2 separate regions of the Mus musculus genome follow, and region 2 is linked to region 1. The links are chromatin loops, found by intact Hi-C in ENCODE. Cell type or tissue: left cerebral cortex. All regions are shown on one strand.

Region 1 (8,000 bases):
ACACACATGAATAAATGTAGTAAATGTTTTAGGAAATAGTCTACATGGTAGAATGTGTTCAGAAGTGCCCAACCCAGACTGCCGGAACTTTCTCCTCCAAAATGGAAACTGGTCCTTTCCCCCTTTCCCCCATCCAGTACTGTTATCTCTGAGACCCAGCAGTTGCAGATTGTAAGGTATGCAGAATCATTTAATATTGGTCCTTCTGTCTGGCTCGTTTCACTTAGCATAATGCCCTCAGGTTTTACATAGTCACTATGTTTGGAAGAGTTGTGTGACTGGCTTGCCAGCTCTGCTCCTGCAGCTCTGGGGAAAGTAATTTTCTGGGCATGATCCTTCCCAATCAGCTTTACAGGGAGGAAAAAATAATACAAGCACTTGACTTTGTAGAGAGAGTGCAGGATAGCGGTAGAGAAGTGGACAGGTAACAATTAGCATATTTCCCCAACCAACAACTGACCTTTAGAACAGGGGACCAGGGCTAGCTAGAGTTTTAAGTCTAGGGGCTGCAGTAATCAAGAGAAGCTTAGAATTCTCTTGGATTCTCTGCTTGTAAGGAGGCCAGTAGAGGTGTGGCCAAGAACGTGGAGCGGAACCGCGCTGTCACACTGGGCTGTGCTTGCTTTATTTTGTCCCTGTGAAGTTCTCATTAAAAACAAGGTTATTATCTGCAATATCCCTTCCCCATGCCCACACATAATAGTGTGAGGCATGCGCTGAAATTGGTGGGAGGGAGGGGAGCAACAATAGAAACCATGAGCAATGGCTTTTTGATGGCTCATTTCTCCTGCCAGATGAGAACAGGGTGGGTGCCTGTGGGTGCCGTTATCCTGACCATTCTTCCGATCAGAAAATGGACCAACCAGCAGGATTTTAGTTTCCCAGTCAGAAGAGAGCTCCCTTTAGGTCTTGGATTTGTTTGGCATTTGGGAGAAACAGTAGAACCCCTATTTTCAGTATGGAGCCCAGCCCAGAGAGCCCTTGCCACCGAAGTATCAGGTCTTAGACATTGTGGAGAGTTAAGTTATACTAGCCATTTTGTACCCAGTGCTGAACATCTGAGTTTTAAATTTGCTGCAGCTGACTGAAGAGGTGGTTACTATGGTCACCATCAGCTGTTTTCAGAAATGCACAGCATTTCTGCATGCCTTTCATCCCACCACTCAGGAGAAAGAGGCAGGGGGATCTCTGTGTTTGAGGCCTGCCTGGTCTACAGAGCAAGTTTCACGACAGCCAAAACTACAAAGGGAAATCCTGTCTGGAAAAACAAAAAAGAAAAGGAAAAAAAGCCCAGTCCAGGAAGTAGCTCCTCAACCAGTTTTCTCTGTAAAGAAGATGGCATTAAATGCTGTCCTCCAAGCACCTGCCTTTTGGATCTCAGGAGTCTGTGAAGCTGCCGCTGAGCTGTGGCCACTCCCTTTTTATTTTATTTTTTTTATTTTTTAAATCTCTCCTCTCCAAGGAAAATGACTAGGAATGTTCTTTCACCATCATGCCTACAGTCAGAGTAGCTTAGAAGTCACCTTGCAGATCCTAGGCTCAGCAGAAACCAAAGTGCAGAGGACCAGGAAGCTTGGGACTGGGCCTCATCCCAGTTCTGGAGCAATGCCCAGTTCTTTATAATTATTTAAATAGGAGGGTGGCTTGGTAACCAGGAGGCTGATGCCTGGCAGAGCTGCCTGACTACACAGGAATGAGCTGGGTGCTACTCCAATGGTTGCCACACAGCTGTCACCCAAAATGGAGGAAGGGAAAGAGCTTTTGCAGTAGGGGAGCCTGGCTACAGAGTTTAGTTCAGAGCCAGGCCCTGAAAAGGGTTGTGTATAAGAAAAAAATTACAGAAATTGTGTTTTCCTTTTCTCAGAAGTCTAGCACCCACTTGCTTAACGCTTGTGTTCAAATCTTAGGTTCTCTGATTGCTGCTTCGTGCTTGACCTGGGGAGAGAGCTACCTTCTATGTCATCAGGATGCTAATTTGTAAAATGGGAAAGGCAACATCTACCTTGTAAAATAAGAGCAGAGATTAAAAGCCCAAAGCACGTGCGGTGTCAGCTAAACAGCAAAGTTCAATTAATACTGGGGAAAGAAATAGTAATGTCGTTTATCAACTGGGACGAATACACTCTGTCTACTGGCAACAGGAAGATTGCTGAAGAATTCTCCATATCCTGAAATAAAGTCTTACGCCACAAATCAGTCTTTTTTTTTTTTTTTTTTTTCCCTAACCGGGATTTTTTTCCCTACCACCTCCTCAAACACGGATCCTTATATCATCTTTTTTTTTTTTTTTTGGCCCCATCCCCCACCAGAACAGGCAGACTTGGGTCTTCCAGAGCCAAGCCTCCCCCAGAAAAAGTGCAAAGAGGGAGCCAACATTCCAGTGAGATCATCCGAAAGGGACAGGGCGTCTTTCCGGCCAGGGCAGCAACATCCCCAGCCTGACTGCGGCGGCGGGCCCCGCCCTGCCCTTCGCCGCAGTCTCGGAAGGGCTCCCAGGGCGGAGGGGTGCGGCACAGATTCTCTGCAGGGCGGACTGGGCGGGGCAGGATTGCTCGGGTCCCACGCCGCGGCGGGCGGCTGCGGCGGCTGCTCCGCTCTGTGCCGCGCCCCGCACCCCTCGCAAGCGCGTTCCCGTCCTTTACCCCAACCCCCACCACCCCGCCCCGCAGCTTCGGCTCCTTCCGGACGCGCTCGGTCCTCTCCGTACTGCAGTGGAGCAGCGAGTCCCGCCTCTCGCGTCGCCAACCGGGGCACTTCCCTCACGCTCGCGCTCGGCCGCCGCGGGGGCGCGCGCGGCCGCTTATAAAAGCCACAGTGCGCGCGCGCCGCCGTCACTATCCGCTGCGGAGCGAACGGCGTGAGGCAGGGGCCGCGGCGGCGCATCTTTTTCCTCAGCAGCCCTCAGCGCGGCGACCCACGCCCCTCACCCCCAGGAGCCGGTAAGAAAGGGCGGTGGGCGGGAAGGGAAAGGCCGCGGGAGGCCGAGCACCGGAGCGATGTGGACAGATGAGCTGCGGAGCCTCGCGGGCGGCTCCGTGGGCCCCCGCCGCCGCCTTTTGTGGCGCGTGGGCTGCGGGGCGCGGCAGAGCCGGGCGGCGACCTGGAGTGTCACGGTCCGCCGAAGGTACGCGAAGGCCCCTTCCTGCGCCCGCGGCCCCACCCGTCGCGGCAGGTGGCGGGGGGTGGTCCTCGGCAGCACCCACCCGCGAGCGCCCCCGCACCGCCCGTCGCCCGCAACTGCGGCGCTCGCACCTCTCGGAGCCTCCTGTCTGCAGTGAAGGGCTCGCTGACCTTAATTTCATCCTGTGTGGCGGTCCCGGGCCCTCCGGCCGCAGAAAGGCCTCCTTTTTCTTTCCTGGTAATAAATGTCTTTTCTCTCCAGTGCCGACCTGCTCCAGTATAATAGTTAGATGCGGTGCCGCTTGGTTGGAGGAGATCCAAATCCAATAAATAACTTAATAGCTTACAGCTCTTTTCTTTCTATATAAGACATTAAGTCGAAGGCTTCTGGGTTTTTTGTTTTTTGGGGGTTTTTTTTTGGTCAAATTCTACTGCTGTGCCAGTGTGAAGTGATAGAACAGTCTTTTGTCTGAAGCTATCCCTGCAAATTTGATGAAATGCTTCTCCAGGAAAAATTTGATTTTAAAATCCTCTCAGGTACTAGAATTACACACACACATATGCACACACGCGCGCGCACACACACAAACACACACACACACACACACATCAAGAGGGCTTCTATGTAAGTAAGGGTCGGTGTGTTTTAAATGAATGTCCCAGAAAGGGTGAAATCATTTCGAACTGCTACACTTCATAGGGCTTTGTTGACTTTCATCTCTCTGTTTCTGTCTCTGTCCCTCTCTCTACAGGCTCTTACAGTGTAACTCCAGCTGGCCTGGAATTTGCTGAATAGCTCAGGCCGGCCTCAAACTCAGGATTTTCCTGCCTCAGCCTCTCAGATAATCAGGTTTTTCTATATAGAGACCCAAAACATTTTAAGTCGTTTGTTCTTTACCCTTGGTATTTTCAAAAAGCTAATTATTATGACTGTCAAGGAATACAAGAGAAACCAACCATATGAAGTATTTTAATAATGTGTTCAGAAATTGCGTTGTCATAGCAATTGGACTTAAGTAAAACAGAATGTATCAAAGATGGCAGGGTGGGGGTGTCTTGTAGCCAGGAAACAAGAGCTTAAGAATAGCACTAGCAACAGTGAGTTGCATGAAGCCATTGAGCCAAGGTTCCCACTCATACTAAATGTCTTAGATTTTAAAGGTCAAATTGAAGTCAAAGTTGGAAAAAAAAAATGTGCTGCAGTAGATCCCCTGCAGGAAATTAACAATAAGCCTTTTTTAGTAACTGGGTCATTAATTCCTCAAAGGGACCCTCAAAGTGTGTTGACTGTTATCCAGGGACCTAGATAAAAAGGATGGATTTCAAAGTTTGCCCTATACCAGACAAATGTGAAACAGTTCTTATGATAAACCCAAGGCCTGGAGACATATAGATATGCAATTCTATTCCCTACTTTTGAGACAAGATCTTGACCCGTAGCTCATCCTGAATCTATGTAGTTGGGTATAGCTGGTCTTGAACTCATTGCTCCTGCCAACAAGCCTGGCTGCCACCACCCTGGACTTTTACCCCTCTTAAAAGAAAGGAGGCCTTGTTATATGTCTCAGATCCTGGACTCAAGCTTATTTCTCCACCCTTAGCTTCCAAAGTAGCTGGACCTATGGCAGGCAGGAGCTGCTGCAGCCGGCTTATTCTCTGGTAGTGCCTTTAGCCTTGGCTGTATGCTTTGTAGTAATCTAATACTTGGAGAAATCTGATGTCAAGTAATCTAATGAACAGGTTTAAGCAGGGAGAGTCATATTAAGTGTATCTTTTAGTTCCCTGGATTATAATTTTCTATTATTTTTTTCTTCTCTGCTTTCATCTCAAAGGTGGGGCCTCTACAGATACTGAGAAATGGCTCTTAGGAATAGCTACCCGAGTCTGGTCTGTGGAATGTGCACTAAGGACAGAGGCTCTGAGGGCAGCCTGCCTTTGTTACCAGTGCCCACTGCCTATTGGAGAACTCCAGTCTATGCCTCTTGGTCTGCTGCAGCTCGTCAGCTGTGGCCTTACAGGGGAATGCCATGATCTGATGGCTAATGCTTATTCCAGGAATGCAGAGGTCCGCAGAGCTGGCCAGAGAGCCATCTGGCTGGAACAGCCGTGCAGCGAGTGGCACCTTTCACATCTCTTACACATGCTGCTTACACTTGTTTTGAGTAGGAAATAATTGTATTTTGTAAAGGTACTGCACCAGCAAACTAGCCCCAAGGTCAATCTTTGTTGTTTGAATTCCTTACTACACTTAGGCTTTCATGAAATTATCTTTTTACTTAATTACTTTGACAATGCAAATGCCTAAAGCCCCCAAGATCCCTATTTCATCAGAATGTAGATGAGAAGAGGCATATTTATTTTTAAAAGAACATTCAGTATTAAAAATTAATTCTTGGAGCCAGGCGTAATGGCGCACACCTTTAATCCCAGCACTCAGGAGGCAGAGGCAGGGGTATTTCTGATTTCGAGGTCAGCCTGGTCTACAGAGTGAGTTCCAGGACAGCCAGGGCTACACAGAGAAACCCTGTCTCGGAAAAAAAAAAAATTAATTCTTGGGCAAACTGGGGTCTGAGAGAGAGCATGAATTGGCCAAGGCAGCACATTTAGGTGATGGTGATTGTCCATTCCCAGAAGCCTGGGCTCCCTGATTACAGCTCAGATTTCTGGTGGGATTCTGATGCTGGGGCAGTGCCGTTTGATTTTTACCTGTTTTCATGTGTTTTCACAGATTTGTTCTCTTCACTTTAAAGTGATTCTATCCCAGTTGCCCTTAGAAGTGTGTTGTCTTGCTCTTCCCCTTCCTCTTTAGAGTCCACATTCCTTCAACATGTTGTCATCGTTTCGTAAGCGCAGAGCTCAGGTATTTGACCAGCATGCAGAAAATGTGTTGCCTTTTGGGTTTTTGCCTGGCTTGCAGTGAAGACACATTGGTGTCCAAGAGGTTGAATGATCCCCAGAAGGGGAAGCCCTGCCTACACGACCTTTCTGTTAAGTAGAAAGGTTGGTGACAGTCTGGTTGGGATTGCTGGCCACATGATCAGAAGTGTTGTATGTTTACTGTTTTCTACCTTTCTGTTTCTCCTTAAGGCATGAGTATATTGGTCTCTTATTGCCATCCTGGTGTTTGCATGTGATGTTTGCTGATTTGTAATTGATGGCTGCTTGGTTCCTAAGAACCAAGGGAGTAAGTTACTTTAGATATTCAGAAAAATTACCCGAAAACATATAGTGTGAATGGTGTTTTCCAGTTGGACAAGTGCTGTCACCTGGGTTTATCTCCTTTCCCATTGACTTAGCTCTACCATAATCCCTGAGAATGAAATGGAACTCAGTATCTTTCTTTAAAACCAAAACTCTGGTAGGGTGTGGTGCTGCACACCTCTGATCTTGAGAGGCAGAGACCAGCATCTCTGAAGGAGCCTGGTCTGAGTTCCAGGACAGCCAGGGATACACAAAAAACCCTGTCTTGAAAAACAGAACACACATACCCCCACACACAAAACAACATTCTTGTATGTTTTATGTGTAGTGTTTCAATGTTTGCTAACATTGAGCCTTTTTCAAAAAAAAAAAAAAGAAAGAAAGAAAGGAAGAAAGAAAGAAAGAAAACAACTGCTTAAAATTGTCCTGATACTTTTAAAGTGGGATGTAGAAATTTAAGGTTTTTCTAATGATTATAGCTCATAAATCCAAGGCAGGCCCCTTTTATAAACGAGACCAGTTAATTATATAAGGTTTATAACCTTTTGTTGTCTTGAATCTTAAGATATTGCACTTATAAACCCTTTTCATCTGAATTTTGCAGGTTGAAAGGTAAGTACCAGCAAGATAGTATGTGGGGAGCATAAGAAGTAAGTTGCCCAGCATTGCTCTGCATTTCTGGGGTTTGATGCAATGCAGTATGGATCTCTTGCTTTCTTGATGCTTAAGTCGTGCTCACCTCTGCAGAATTGCACTAACAAGTGGAACTGAATTAATCAACTTGAAGGCTGACGTGTAGAGCCAAGATCTTGATGGAATGTAGTTGAAGCAAAAGGATTGACTGTTTTCATTCATGGTGCCAAAAGCCTTGTTTATATACTGTCTACTGCTCTGCTTGCTCTCCTATCTGCTACTAAAACCTGTATCTCAGCTGGTTGCCAGTTGGTTTGTTTGATCTGAGAATCAGCTAGTACACAGCTTTGTAGGTGCTAACCAGTTCTTTGATAGTGTGTTCCCAGGCAAGCCATTTTAAATCTGTGGATGTTAGTCCTCTTGCTTTGCAAATCTGAGATTCAAAAAACGCTGGCCTCATAAGCCACAGAGAAAAGGTATTGTCCGTTCTGCACATTTGGGCCCTGACTAAGCAACAAAACCCAAACTGATTGTGAGCTTTTGCCTTGGGTGATTACAACGAAATTTTTCCATGGAGCAAACCGATGCCAAGCCCTCCTTCCTCCACGATATTCGGCATGTTTCAGTGGTTTTAAACACAAGCAAAAGCAAAGACTTGCATCGTCACATGACTTTTTCTTTCTTGAAGTGCCTAGGAAATGTGTGTGAGGCTGTCCTAAACCACTCACTTACAGGTGCCAGATTTGTGGAGTCCAAAGCATTTGACCTTTGGTTAGAAAATGTTTTTATCCATAGTCTGTTTCTTAGCACAGTGTGATTCCTAACCGCTGTGTCTCCATGTTCCTACTGTAGATACATAGTGGCATGTAACTGCTTCTAGATTAGTGAAGGCACCTTACAGTTCGCCAAGTACCAAGAAGGGCCTCAAGCAGCTGTTTCTTGGCATTTGGCTGGCCTGGCAAACAAAGATACTCATTTAAGTCTCTGTTTAGAGAATCTAGCTCAGTTGATAATGTGTACAAATAAATTTGTGTTAAGAATGAGGA
Region 2 (8,000 bases), 150 kb after region 1:
CTGGGTGCAGATGGGCTTTGGGTCTTTCCTCTCCGTGGACTCACAGGTTGTCTCCATTGTGAGTTGTCTCACAGTGGAGAATACTAGAATTCTATAAAGAGATTAAAAATGGTTGTTGCCAGCCAGGTGTGGTGGCACATTTTAGTCCTAGAACTTGGGAGGCAGAGGCAGGTGGTTAACTATGAGTTCAAGGCCAGCTTGGTCTATACAGAAAGCTCCGGCCAGCCAGGACTACACAGAGAAAACCAGTCTCAAACAGCAAACCAAAACATTGGGACCAATCAAAGGGATCCATACTTGGAAGAGATCTGGATGCATTCCAGTGCTAAGCAAGTTAATATAGTGTCAACAATGGCTGCAGAACTGAATCTTCATATTGCACTTAGGTGAACAAGAAACAGTTCCTACAGGTTGGAGATGGTACAGTAGTTTAGAGTGCATACTGATCTTGCAGAGATCAACCTAAGCTTGGCTCTGTGTGAGTACTATGTACTATGTATATAAACACCTTGGGCATCTGTGGATTTTGGTACCCAACCCAGTCTTCAACTCAATCCCTTGTGATACTGAACTTGAGACAAGTTTAAGTGTTCTGAGATGTAGTACAGCCCATGCTTACCACATGAGATTTGGAATGAATTCCCAACATCTACCCAAAAGCACAGGTGCTAAGGTCAGACAGACAGGTCTGTGTTCTGACTCCATTCCAGAATTTACTGGTAAACAATGTCACTTCTTCAGACCACAGTGTCCTCAGCTGGAAAACATGAGGATGATAACTCTTCTCCAGGGCTGGAGGAGTTGAGGGGATAGTGCTGCTCACGGCACACAGTGCATGAGCTCTGGTCGTGGGACAGATAAGGATGTGCGAGCTCAGAGACTCAAGGCTACACTGTACAAACTGGTGTCTGGCTCCGTCCTTACAACAGCACTTCTCAACCTGTGCGTCTTGACCCCTTTGGGAGGGTGGAATGATTCCTTCACAGGTTATAAGACCATTGGAAAGCATAGATATTTATATTATAATTCATCATAGAAGCAAAATTACAGTTATAAAGTAGCAATGAAAATTATTTTAAGATTGGGGGTTACCACAAGAGGAACTATATTTAAGGGTCACAGCACTAGGGAGGTTGAGAACCACAGCCTTAGAGGAAGGTTCCAAATGGGGTATGGGCTTAGCTTCTATGTCCACTCCTGAGCCCTTTAAGCTACTCAGGACAGGAGGCAAGAGACAACATTGCCTGCACTGGGGACGCTGAGATAGGAGGATGACTGGTTCAGGACCAACCTGAGCAACTTAGTAAAACCCCATATTAATAAAATAAAAATGGGGGCTGGAGAGGCAGCTCAGTGGTTAAGAGCACTGGCTGAGCCGGGCAGTGGTGGTGCACGCCTTTAATTACAGCACTTGGAGGCAGAGGCAGGTGGATTTCTGAGTTCAAGGTCAGCCTGGTCTACAGAGTGAGTTCCAGGACAGCTAGGGCTACACAGAGAAACCCTGTCTCGGAAAGAAAAAAAAAAGGGAGAGGGGCTCTGGCTGTTCTTCCAGAGGACTTAGATTCAATTCCCAGCATCTACATGGCAGCTCACAACTGTCTGTAACTCCAGTTCCAGGTGATCTGACATCTATCTATATATGTATATGTATACATATATGTGTATGTATAATTAATACACGGAGCTAGGAGAATTAAAGGCATGGGCCATTATGCCCTAAAACTAACTTACATTTCGTGTGTGTAGGGGGGAGATACATGCTCACAGAACAGACACACATGGAGGCCAGAAGAGAATGCCAAAACCCCAAGAGCTGGGGTTTGAGGTCACTGCAAGCTGCCTGATGCAGGTGCTGGGAACTGAACTCAGGTCTCTGTAAGAATAGTATGTACTTTAAAACAGTTATTTTTTCTTAGCTGTACTTAAGTTATTTGAGATGTGTGAGTATTTTGCCTGCATGTATGTTCATGGACTACATGCCTGCCTGGTGCTTGAAGGCAAAAGATGTCACGGCACCCCTGGAACTGGAGTTATGGGTGTTTGTGAGACACTATGTGGTACTGGGTCGCAAACAAGTACTCCTAACTGCAGCGCCAGCTCTAAGGCCCTGGTATTTTGACTTTTTCTTTTTTGTTTTTTGTTTTGTTTTGTTTTGTTTTTCGAGACAGGGTTTCTCTGTATAGCTCTGGCTGTCCTGGAACTCACTTTGTAGAGCAGGCTGGCCTCCAACTCAGAAATCCACCTGCCTCTGCTTCCTGAGTGCTGGGATTAAAGGTGTGCACCACCACGCCCAGCCTTCTTTTTTTCTTTAAAAGCAGCTATTAGGATTGCCACAGCCACGTTTAGCCACACTGCTCTCACTTCTATGTCAAGTAGGGTCTGTTCTCCCTAGACCCAGGCCTCCCACACAACCCATGCTTCACCCGGCCCAGTGGAAATGTAACACTCTCTGGGGATAGCACAAATGGACTTCTTGGACAGCCCTAAGACCTTCCTCACTTGCAGACCCCTTAAGCCTGGCCTTCAGCCTAATGACATCAGAGGGAGCAGCATAGCGAGGCCAGCCCTGCTGGGGACCAGCTTTCCAGCTTCCTTAGTTCCTGGACCCTCTCTAGTTTACCCCCTCCACAGGATGGCAAGAGCCCCAGGCCTGCTCACCTGTGGCCCCACACTTGTAACCCCTCCATCTGCTAGGACTGTCCAGTTCCAATCAGTGAGTATCTTGCCTCTACAAAGCATGAACTAAGTCCTCTTACAGAGCCCATTCTACCATCCCAATGTCTAGGGAGGCCCTACCCCATGAGGAGGGTCTTGCTGAGGCTCCCCTGAGTCAGATTTTCTGTGTAGCCCTGGTTGTCTTGGAACTCAATCTGTAGACCAGGCTAGTCCTTCAAGCTGACTGTTCCTGTAGTAATTATGGACCTAGCCATGAGCTACTGAGGACACAGGTCCTATAATGAGCAAACCAGACAAGGTCCTGCCTCTATGAAACATTCTGGCACTAGAAGGAGACAATCAGCTACCTAAAAAGAACCCAGATACAGTCACATCTCACGAACAGTGCTCTGAAGGACAGAGGAAGGGTCCCTGTCACTCTGGGCTGGAGCATCAGGGAAGGTTTGACATTTTAGCTAAGACCACAGAGATGAGTCCTAGCTAGCTCTGAATGCTCGAGGTAGGAAGACACATGCAATGGCTGAGAGCTTGGGGTACAGAGGATGCAGGCACTGAGAGCCCAGATCCATGGCTCCTGGGAAATGAACACAGTTGGTACTGAATACTAAGCGCGGGGCTTGGGGAAAGGGAAGTTTCAACAACAAACACCATGGCAGGAGTCACAGTGGACTGGCAGGATGCGATTCTCATGAGGCTGAGCGTGAGTTCACTGTCCCCAGAATACTGCTGAATCCCTATGGGCCAAGGTAGAACCTTGTGCCTGGCTGGGAAAGAACTGCCTTTTCTGCAGGGCTGAGCCCTGGCCCCAGGTAGCTACCCTGCGCTAGCTGGGCTGCACACATGGAAGGGACACCATAATATCAGTTGCCCAAGTCACCAAAGGCCTCCAGAGAACAGACTGGTGAATGGTGTCACCTGTGTTCACCTCCTCCAGGAGCCGACCCTACAGCTTTGAAGGGGTCAGGGCTATGGGGGATCTGGGTGAGCTGGGGAGGAAGGAGCTGCCCTCATTGGAACCAAAGCCTAGAGGCTCACGACACCCTACCACTCCACCCCTTGGAGCCTTTAAGGGTTTCCACTCTCAAGGCAGGTTCCAGCCATCTGGAATTCTGGCAACTGGAGACAGTTTGGACTCTGAAATTGCTAGACAACCAGAGAAGAACCCCATGTCTCTTTTCTTACAGGCTCGTTAAGACATGCTGGGGGAAGGGCAGTGGAAGAAAAGATGGAGAAAAACAACAGCAGCCCAGGCAGCCACCCCCGCTGTGCTGTACCACCTCCATCCTCTGTGCTTCCTGAGGGATACCCAGCTCCTTCCAGAATTTACTTCCTACAGTTTCTTATTTAAACCAGCCAAACATCACAGCCCAGTACTCTGTACCAATAGAGACCCATTCATTTGCATAACAATTTGTCTATGACCCTCCCCCCAGCTGCCAGCTCCAGAGGACAGACTGGCGGCTTGCACCCACCCCCACATCCTCTGTGCCTACTAGTGCCTGGCATTTAGGCGGAACAAAGGTTTGCTGTTGCCAGTATCACCTCACGATGGCACTCTGAGGTAGAGACGGCTAGTCACTTGCTGAAGACGACACGGAGAACCCTAAGTCCCACAAAAGGAGCCTGAGATGACACCTCTGTACATCTAAAGTGCTCACCAACCACACTGCTTCATTCATCCAGTCAACCAGCTAGAGAGAGAGTTAGCTGAGCATGGTGATGCACACCTTTAGTCTGAGTGCTTGGGAGGCAGAGGCAGGTGGGTCCCTCTGAGTCTGAGGCCAACCTGGTCTACAGAGGGTTTCAGGGCATCCAGGGCTGTTACACAAAGAAACCCTGTCTCAAAAAAAACCACAAAATAAAAATAAAATGATAAATGAATAAGAGAGTAACCAATGTTCAGAGGAGGAAGCAAGGGACCACAGCAACATCTTGACACCTAGGAAGAGAGACTCTGGGGAGCCAGAGGATCCAAACCTTGGAGCAGTGCCCATCCTGTGAAATGTTAACCCATGAGCTCTGGGAACCCTCTTTATAGAGGTTGAATGTCTTCCAGGAAGGAATAGGTCCCAGGCTGGAGATTAGGGACAGAACGCTGCTGTGTCGATAGTCCAGACAAGTGTCAGGGGACTCTCGGGGACAGAGGTGCAAGTGAGGTTAGAGAAAGACATCTACAGAGTCGATGCCTGCAGGTCACTGCTAGGAAGACACAGAATGGGGGAAGACTGCACATGCCCAGCATGCTGCTGGTATCTCTCCTGACAAAGTAACAATGCACACACACTGAGGAAGGACAGAACACTGGGGCAGGCTGCTTGGGTTCTGCTTGTGTAGTCAAACTTCCTAGTGCCTACACTGCTCAGCCCTGGATACCCACTGGCTCCCTTCATCCTCCCAGGAGGCAGGGATCGATCTACAGCCTGCAGGTGTGGCATCTGAGGCTGTGTGCCAAGCAGTCTGCACAGTACATAGATATGCGCTCTCCACTCAGTAGGTCAGACCTGGGCTTTCCAGCTTTCCAGGTCTGTTCTCGGAGGTGCCGCCTACAGCGACTTGGGCAAGCCTCATTTTCTCTTCTCTGCCATCAGAACCTCCTTACAACTCCAAGCATCCTTGAGCACTGACCACAGATGATCTGGTTTTCTGGTAATGATTCTATGGGCACCATGGACCAGGGCTAGAAGCTTCCTAAAAGTAGGGACCGTGCACAAGTCACAGGACCTCCATTGTATATTAAAGAGCACATGTTGGGCTAGCTGGGATCCTCCCGTTTGTCTCTCCATCTCTGGGATTACCAGTGCATGTCAGCAGATGGCTTCTGTATATGGGTGCCGGGGATTGAACTTGGGTCCTCGTGTTTGCAAGCATGCTTACAGTCTGAGCCATATCCCCAGGACTTTGCTCACTTCTGAAGCCAGAAACCCAGCTCTAGTGAATGAACCAGGTTTGATGTTGGTCCCCAAAGAGCTGACTCCATAGTGGTTTCTGAGCTCACATTCCTGGAATCAAGAACTGCAGCAGTGAGGCTAACGAAACACACCCACCAAAGGCAAGACCGTAAGATGCTTCAGTGGTTAGTGCTGCCGAGACTGAAAGCCTGCATTCAGCCTCGGGCCCCTCATGGTGGAAAGAGAACAACTCTTATAAATTGTCCTCGGGCCTCCACAAATGTGCTGTGGTACTTCCCTAAGTAACTGTTAAACACAAACGAACACCTGGAGGCAAAGTGGGCCCTGAGCATGTGGGCCCTAGATGCCCCTGTACGAACCCAGTGGCATGAACGGTAACAGCAAGTGTTCTTCACCACTGCGAGCATGAGTGAAGGATAAACTCTTCTCTGACCAGTGTCTGGTTTCATCCTACCGCTCTCTCCAGGGTCAGCAGGGGCAGGAGGACACCATTCTCTGCGTAAAGCAGGGAAAACCGAGGTTCAGAAGGAGCAACAGATTCACGTAACTATATACAATAAGCTGGCAGCAGAACTGTGCTAGGCCCTGGCTCACCACAGTGCTAGTCTGGGGTTCTGGTCAGAGAAGCTTTCTCTGCCGTTGAGGCTCCTGTCTTCTAATCACTGACTTTACACATTTACATGTTACTTAATTTTGTGGTGCATGGGGTGGGCCCCAGGGGTTTATGGACCCTAGGCAAGTGTTCTATCACTCAGCCATAGCCTCTGACCCTTGGCCTTGCATTTTCAAATCCTCTGGCCCTGCTCAGCCAATAGCACAGGCCTGATGATGTAGTCAGGTTCAAGGGCTGAGAAGATCTGGAGTTGTTCTCCTCAAAGGCTGCAGATTTTCAGCCTGTGCCAGGGGCCTTCAGAATTCACAGCCTCTACCTGAAGTTCGATCACACACTCAGTGCCACAGATAGGTCCAACACAGTTCTTTTCCAATCTGTCTGGAAGACATCGTTTTGCTTATATTATGTTACAGAATGGGGATATTCAGGGCTTGATTTTAAAAGTCCTTTTTGGGTCAGGCATGGTGGTACACACATATAATCTGATGGAACTGTATCAGGAGGCAGTTGCAGATCAAGCTCTATGAATTCAAGACCACATAGCAAGATTGAAGCCAGCCTTGTCTACATGAAACTGCCTCTAAATAAATAAATGAATAAATAAATGTATGTATGTATGTATGTATGTATGTATGGCCACCAGCTGGAGTTGGTGGCTCCTGTTTGCAGTCCTAGCCTTTGGGATGCTGAGGAGAACTGCTGAGTTCAAGCTCAGTCTGGATTCCACAGGCCGTTGCCAGTCTCACTACAGAGTGAGAACTTGTCTAAACAAACACAACAAACAATCAAGGCCAAGGTCACAGATACCCCGAAGAACAGACCATTACTTTTACCAGTGAATGGTGTCATAAAGTTCTACTTAGCTTCCCCCAGTATTCCTACAAATCCTATGAGCCAGGGGAGTCAGACAGAGCTGGTGATGCCTCCAGCTGATGCTAGAAAGAAGGGCTGCAGGACTGTGTCGTGGGTGGATCCCTCCTGTCATGTACCACACTGCCACACATGCACCCTGTAGCTTAGCAGTCCTATTCTACAGATGGAAAGACCGAGGCAGAAGGTCACCTGCTCACATTCTAACTACGAGGAAACAGTAATGTGACATGACTTTCCCGCAGAAATCTCTTTTAATTTCTGCCATGGATGTTCAGTACAGACAGCAAGAGGGCACTTAAAACACAGGGCTGAAGTACATTGGTCATTTGTCACCTCAGACAATTGATTCTTCTCCAACATTTCAAAAATTACAAATCAACCCTGCATCACAAGCCAGTCCCTAATATGTTCCCTGCGGTTATTTCTTCTCACTTGATTTCCTTGCCACCCACTCTGCCTCCTTCATTCAGACCCAAGCGGGTTCTCTTGCCACCACAGGATCTTTGCGCCTGCTGCTGAATGCTGAGCCCCCAGAAAGCTGTAATGACTTTCTACCTCACTCATCTCTGCTCAGACAGAAACCTCATTAGAGACCTTCCCTGACCATTCTATACAGAGGTCCCAGTCTCTGCTTCGTGACACCTATTACTATCAAACATGTTGTACGTTTATTTACTGAATAAGGCAAAGCACATCGACCCTTCATACCTAACAAGAACCTCTTGGTCAAAGCATAGCTTCTGTGACCCCCCTTTCAATGCTATCTCCACCGGTCACTCTAACTTGAAGCCTGTAGAGAACCATTCTGTCAGAAACATCATTGAGTTAGCTTTTCCCAGGCATTAGGCACCACTACCCCCAACCCTCTGCTCCCCCTCCCGTCTCTGTCATACACACAAGGCACAAGCAAACCCGGGGAAGCTTTGACT

The links. A loop is a pair of places that touch in the nucleus more often than their neighbours do. Peaks named below come from ENCODE experiments on the same cell type or tissue, not always from the same donor. Only the 100,000 strongest peaks of a DNase experiment are listed, where the experiment ranks them.
Region 2: it touches region 1 in a loop (2.1-fold over the local background); 1 of 42 quality-filtered maps calls a loop at or near these places.

Annotation. Positions count from the first base shown.
Region 1 is chr2:29,962,847-29,970,846 of GRCm38, forward strand. It overlaps Sptan1 (spectrin alpha, non-erythrocytic 1), which reads left to right and starts at 2,714. Exons shown (of 57, transcript NM_001177667.1): 1 at 2,714-2,939. In left cerebral cortex, CTCF peaks have their summits at 2,537 and 3,219; DNase peaks (open chromatin) are centred at 746, 1,043, 1,686, 2,678 and 4 more places; H3K4me3 peaks cover 5,675 bases; H3K27ac peaks cover 4,035 bases.
Region 2 is chr2:30,115,788-30,123,787 of GRCm38, forward strand. The region is part of intron 1 of Zer1 (zyg-11 related, cell cycle regulator); the gene reads right to left. Among named protein-coding and RNA genes, the nearest start is that of Zer1, 4.8 kb to the right of the region's middle. In left cerebral cortex, CTCF peaks have their summits at 3,963 and 4,175; DNase peaks (open chromatin) are centred at 4,021, 4,752, 7,192, 7,557 and 1 more place; H3K4me3 peaks cover 1,240 bases; H3K27ac peaks cover 4,658 bases.